2 separate regions of the Homo sapiens genome follow, and region 2 is linked to region 1. A link is a loop called in an ENCODE intact Hi-C map of the cell type or tissue named here. Cell type or tissue: Calu3. All regions are shown on one strand. Links, peaks and the distances in the headings refer to the core of each region. The heading gives the core; the rest is flanking DNA. Region 1 overlaps CNTN4 (contactin 4). Region 2 has its middle 290 kb from the start of CNTN4.

Region 1 (2,922 bases), core at 271-2,770:
CAAATAATGTGTACCTATTTGTTATAACCTAGGCTTGGGTCTTGCCTCACTATCTTTCCTACCAATACTGAGCTATTAGATTCTAATGGATAATCTAGGAAGTGAATACATTCCTGTAAACTTTAACAAATTTTATTGAGGAACAGACATTTAAATGTACACACACACACACACACACACACACACACACACACACACCCCTAGGGGTTTTGTTTGTTTTAATTCAAGAAACTAACACGTTTGTGGAATGAGGAAGTCATTAATGTTTTTTGACTAACCAAGACCTAGCCAAAAATCTATTTCTCTTTCTGCCCTTAATCTCTTTCTGAAGTATCCTGCCAATTTTTAATGCTGACCGTTTCTCAATACTTTCAGTCTGTAGTAGTACTAGAGTGCTTCACTTATCACTGTGGCAAAACCTACTTGTCATTTTAGAGAACAGTAAATGTGGATTTGGAAAATGTGGGACTTTGGGTCACGTCAGAACTCTGACTTAAATTTCAGGCACCCTTTAGTTGGAAGTGGCAAGATACAGCTTATCTGCAAATGACTGTAATTACAAAGATAGAGCTTGCCCAACAAAGGGTTTCTATTTTAATATCATAAAAACCAAAAGGTGGAATGGTGCTCCACAAAAGACTGCCTTTTCACTTTCTAAAAATTCTTTTCTGGCTCTGTGTACTCCACTTGGTGTGAATGTCATTTATTAGCATGTGATGTCTTTGTGGAGTAGAGGATTCTGCCGCTCTCTGCTTGTCTGTCTTGCTCTGTTTCTCTGCATTTTCATCTCCTTTTCCTTGTCTCTTGGCTTTAACATTCTTTCCACCTCCATTACCCTTTATATTAGATTAGATCTAACTTTTAAATTATTTGATGTATCTTTAAATTTTGTGTTCCCTGTACCTAATTTAAAAGACATGAAAAGTTGTAAACATCTCTCTGAAAATAAACTAAATTAAGTTGCTTTATACTTGCGTGACCCTCGATTGGTTTTTTTTTTTTTTTTTTCTCTTTGGGTCAGCAACTCTCAATAGAAAAGTTTCCTTATCTCTAGTGTGGAAGATTGGACTAAATGTCCAGTGACCTTCAAACCTGCTCCAGAGAGTAGTTCTTCCTTACAAGAGTGAGTTTTCCAATGATTTGCCTCTTTCTCTCCAAAATGAAAAACAGTAACAAAGTCTTAATTCAGGGCTCTTCAGATTTTCATTCTCCCTCCTTTAAATTTCACTGAATGTGTATATAGGTCTCACTATGAAGCAAGCAATGCAGCAGGAAGAAGAGTCTCTTTTAGTTAAACTCATAATGCCTTACCTAGCTGCACACAAAGGGGGCATTTCAACAATTGCAGGGGACCTAATATCTATTAATAGTTGCCCATTCTGAAGGGTTTCAGGAAAAAGTTCACTTAGAATTACAGACAAGTCCTCAAACAAGCTAGTCAGTGGTGGACCAGACTGTTGGGGGTGGGGGAGGGAGGATTGTTTAAGGTTTTGTTTTGCAGAAAGCTTCATCAATCAATCCTATCTACATCAAATAAAGAGAGGGTAGCTAATATTGTCTACCAAGATATTAATACCTTCTATTTTAAGCTTCATATGCTCCTCGGTGACCTCATCTCAAATCTATAAGCAAACAAAGAAGTACTGCTTTAGAATATGCGAATTATTGCTTCTTTCCCAAGATGCAGTCCTTAAACAGAGGAATCTGAAAACATGTAGAAAATTGCTGACAGGAGCAGGTTAAACAGAAAAAGAGGGACACTCTCCTTCTGCTGAGGTTTCAGCACCATCTACTGTCCAGAATATTAATCCTTCCCCACATTGCACTGTGTGTGAATGGCACTTGGTTTTTCTTTTGCATGTAATCACAATGGAAGGCATTGTCTTTGGAATTCATTGTCCTTGCCTCAAGGTGTACATTTCCTTTCTTTTATAGTTTAAGTAAATATTCGCTTACTTTTTATCAGTAGATGCAGCCCGATGCCCAGCAGATGCAATCACACATTCCTTTAATCAGCAAAGATCTTATTATGCCATTCTTACACATTGACTATGATGAAATTTACTGTATTTCACTGATACTAATGGGATTTTGGGGGGACTCTTTTGCTCAGTGAGTCATAAGGGAGAGTTACTTATGTGCAGTCACTGAAATAAACAGAAAACATTCTAATTATTATTTGATGAAAATGTTTCTCCGTGGGTAAAAGATATCTGTGGTTCCCATTTATGATTCTTTTTTATCTTCCATCACAGTCAAAGGCACGCCATAGAGTGATTTTAATTATACCTTGACTCGAAGATACAATGTATTTAATTTGTCATTGACAGTAGTCTTTTCCTAGTCCTTTCAGATTGTCATTTCTTTTGAATCGTAAAGAAAGCTTCAAAAAGAAAATGTGAGAGGGCAAATTTAACATATACCCCCCTTCCCTCTTCTGTTATTACTTGCTATTTTGCTTGAGGAAGTATTCTTATTCATAGTGGGAAGCTTAGGCACCTGCAGAAAATTCTTTGCATTTAGAAAGACTTCCCAGATGAGAAACCCTGCTACTGAAGCATGGCACAAATCCAGACCCCGGAGGTTTGCTTTCCCTGGTCATGGGTAAAAATAAAAACAAACAAGTTGACGGTGAATGACTTTAAGACAGATTATATCTTGCTTATTAAAAACAAAGAAACAAAAACCTCCTTATTAATCGTTGTGACCAAGTTAGAGACTTGGGAGGCAACCAAGAGCATTCGAGCATCATTAGAACCGTCTTCATAATTAAATAGGTGCTTTATGCTACACATTTTGACCAGGCAGATCTAATAACTTTGATTACCACCTGACTGATTGTTTCCCAAGTACCTATACTTGGCCACCCTCAATTGGCTTGTGCATAGTAGTTTCCATTTGTGGCAGTCAAGCTTATTAAAC
Region 2 (2,922 bases), core at 164-2,663, 1.2 Mb before region 1:
ATATATATTTAAAATTGTTAAATTCTCTTGCTCGACTGACCCCTTTGTCATTATATAATGACCTTTGTCTCTTCTTACAGTTTTTGTCTCGAAATTGATTTTGCCTGATGTAAGTATAGCTACTTCTCCACTTTTTTGGTTCCTATTGGCATGGGATATCTTTTTCCATCTCTTTATTTTCAGTTTATGTGTGTCTTTATAAGTGAAGTGTGTTTCTTGTAGCCAACAGATCATTGGGTCTCTTTTTGTAATCTGTTCAGCCATTCTATGTCTTTTGATTAGAGAGTTTAATCCATTTACATTAAATGTTATTATTGCTAAATAAGGACTTATTCCTGCCATTTTGTTATTTGTTTTGTTTTTTGTTTTTTGTTTTTATGGTCTTGTCTTTCTTCCTTCTTTTTTTCCGTCTTTCTCCTAATGAAGCTAATTTTCTCTGGTGATATGATTTAGTTTCTTACTTTTGATTTTGTTGGCATCCATTGTATGGTTGTTGATTTGAGGTTACCATGAGGCTTGCAAATACTATCTTATAACGCATTGTTTAAAGTTGATAACAACTTAACATAATTTACATAAAAAACAAGCAAGCAAAAATAAAACTAACCAAAACTCTACACCTTAACTTCATCCCCCAACTTTTTAAATTTTTGTTGTTTCTATTTATATCTTATTATACCCTGTCTTGAAAAGTTGTTTTAGTTATCACTTTTGATTGGTTCATCATTTAGTCTTTCTATTGAAGAGTAGTTTAAACACCACAGTTATAATGCTCTAATATTCTGTGTTCTTATGTATGCTTACTACTACCAGTGAGTTTAGGGCCTTCAGATAATTACTTATTGCTCATGAACGTTCTTTTTTTTTTCTGATTGTAGTAATCCCTTTAGCATTTCTTGTAGGACAGATTTGGTTTTGATGAAATCCTGCAGCTTTTTTTGTTTGGGAAAGCCTTTATTTCTCCTTCATGTTTGAAGAATATTTCTGCCAGGTATACTATTCTAGGGGAAACATTTTTTTTTTCTTTCAGCACTTTAACTATATCATGCCACTGTCTTCTGGCCTATAAGTTTGCACTGAAAAGTTTGCTGCCAGACATATTGGAGCTCCATTGTATGATGTTTCTTTTCTCTTGCTGCATTTAGGATCTTTTCTTTATCCTTGCCCTTTGGGAGTTTGATTATTAAATGCCTTGAGGTAATCTTCATTGGGTTAAATCTGCTTGGTGTTCTATAACCTCCTTGTTCTTGGATATTAATATCTTTACCTTGGTTTGGGAAGTTCTCTGTTATTATTACTTTGAATAAACTTTCTACCCCTCTTTCTCCGTTTCCTCCTTAAGGCCAATAACTTACATTTGCCTTTTTGAGTCTATTTTCTAGACCCTGTAGGTATGCTTCATTGCTTTTTATTCTTTTTTCTTTTGTCTCTTTGGATATGTATTTTCAAATAGCCCGTCTTCAAACTCACTATTTTTTTTTTCTGCTGGACCAATTTTGCTCTTAAAAGACTCTGGTACATTCTTCAGTATGTCAATTGCATCTTTCAGCTCCAGAATTTATGCTTGATTCTTCTTAATTACTTCAATTTCTTTGTTAAATTTATCTGACAGAATTCAGAATTCCTTCCCTGTGTTATCTTCAATTTCTTGGAGTTTTCTCAACAAAGGTATTTTGAATCCTCTGTCTGAAAGGTCACATATCTCTGTTTCTCCAGGATTGGTCTCTGGTGCCTTATTTAATACATTTGATGAGGTCATGTTTTACTGGACGATCTTGATACTCGTGGATGTTCACCTGTGTCTAGGCATTGACAACATAGGTATCTATTGTAGTTTTCACAGTCTAGGCTTGTTTGTACCCTTCCTTCTTGGGAAGGCTTTCCAGATATTCTAAAGGACTTGGATGTTGTGATCTAAGCTGTATGTGCATTAGGGGGCACCCCAGGCCAATAATGCCATGGTTCTTACAGACTAGAGGTACCACCTTGATGGTCACGTACAAGATCTGGGAGAATTCTCTGTATTACCTACCTAGCAGAGACTCTTGTTCTCTTTCCTTCCTTTCTCCCAAACAGAGTCTCTCTGAGCTGCCTGGAGCTGGGAACAGAGTGACGCAAGCACACCTGTGACCACCACTAGGACTGCACTGAGTCAGACCTGAAGACAGCACAGCACTGGGTTTCACCCAAGGCTTGTTGTAACCACTCCCTGGCTACTGCCTATGTCTGCTGAAAGCCCTGGGGCTCTATAATCATCAAGTGACAAAGCCAGCCACTTCTGTCTTCCTTTCCGGTCAGCAAGTTTCCCCAGGCCCTGGGCAGGTCCAGAGGTACCATCCATCCAGGAGCCAAAGACTACACTCAAAAACTTTAGAAATTTACCTGGTGTTCCATTGTACCAGGGCTAAGCTGGCACTCAAACCTCAAAATGCAGTCTTTCCCCTTTCTAAAGGCAGAGGAACTTCAACCCATGGCCACTGCCATCACAGGTCCACAGGCTACTGCCAGGCTACCACCAATGTTCCCTTAAGGGCCAGGGGCTCCTCAGTCAGCTTGTGGTGAATGCTGCATGGCCTGGGACTCACCCTTCAGAGAAATGGGCTCCGCTCTGGCCTAGGACAGGTCCAGAAATGCCTTTCAAGAGCCAAAGCCTAGAATCAGAGACCCAAGAGCCTCTTGGTGCTCTACCACCCTGTGGCCAACCTGGTACGTAAGATGAAAGAAAAAGTCTCCTTTACATTTCCCTCCACTTTTCTCAAGCAGAAGGAGTCTCTCCCCATAGTCACCACAGCTGGGAATGTGCTGAGTCTCACCTGAAGACAGCAAGTCTCAGAGTCCCCCCAAGGCCCACAGCACACTACCTGGGTATCACTATTGGTTTTTCAGGGCCCAAGGTCTCTTCAGTTATCCAGTGATCAAATC

Evidence for each region. Hi-C counts contacts between places; a loop is a spot of excess contacts. Peaks named below come from ENCODE experiments on the same cell type or tissue, not always from the same donor. Only the 100,000 strongest peaks of a DNase experiment are listed, where the experiment ranks them.
Region 2: it touches region 1 in a loop (5-fold over the local background); 1 of 110 quality-filtered maps calls a loop at or near these places.

The regions. Positions count from the first base shown.
Region 1 is chr3:3,013,890-3,016,811 of GRCh38, forward strand. The region is part of intron 14 of CNTN4 (contactin 4); the gene reads left to right. Among named protein-coding and RNA genes, the nearest start is that of CNTN4-AS1, 46 kb to the right of the region's middle. In Calu3, for the core only: no CTCF peak of the experiment used is centred there; a DNase peak (open chromatin) is centred at 1,802.
Region 2 is chr3:1,803,376-1,806,297 of GRCh38, forward strand. No RefSeq gene overlaps it. Among named protein-coding and RNA genes, the nearest start is that of CNTN4, 290 kb to the right of the region's middle. In Calu3, for the core only: no CTCF peak of the experiment used is centred there; no DNase peak of the experiment used is centred there.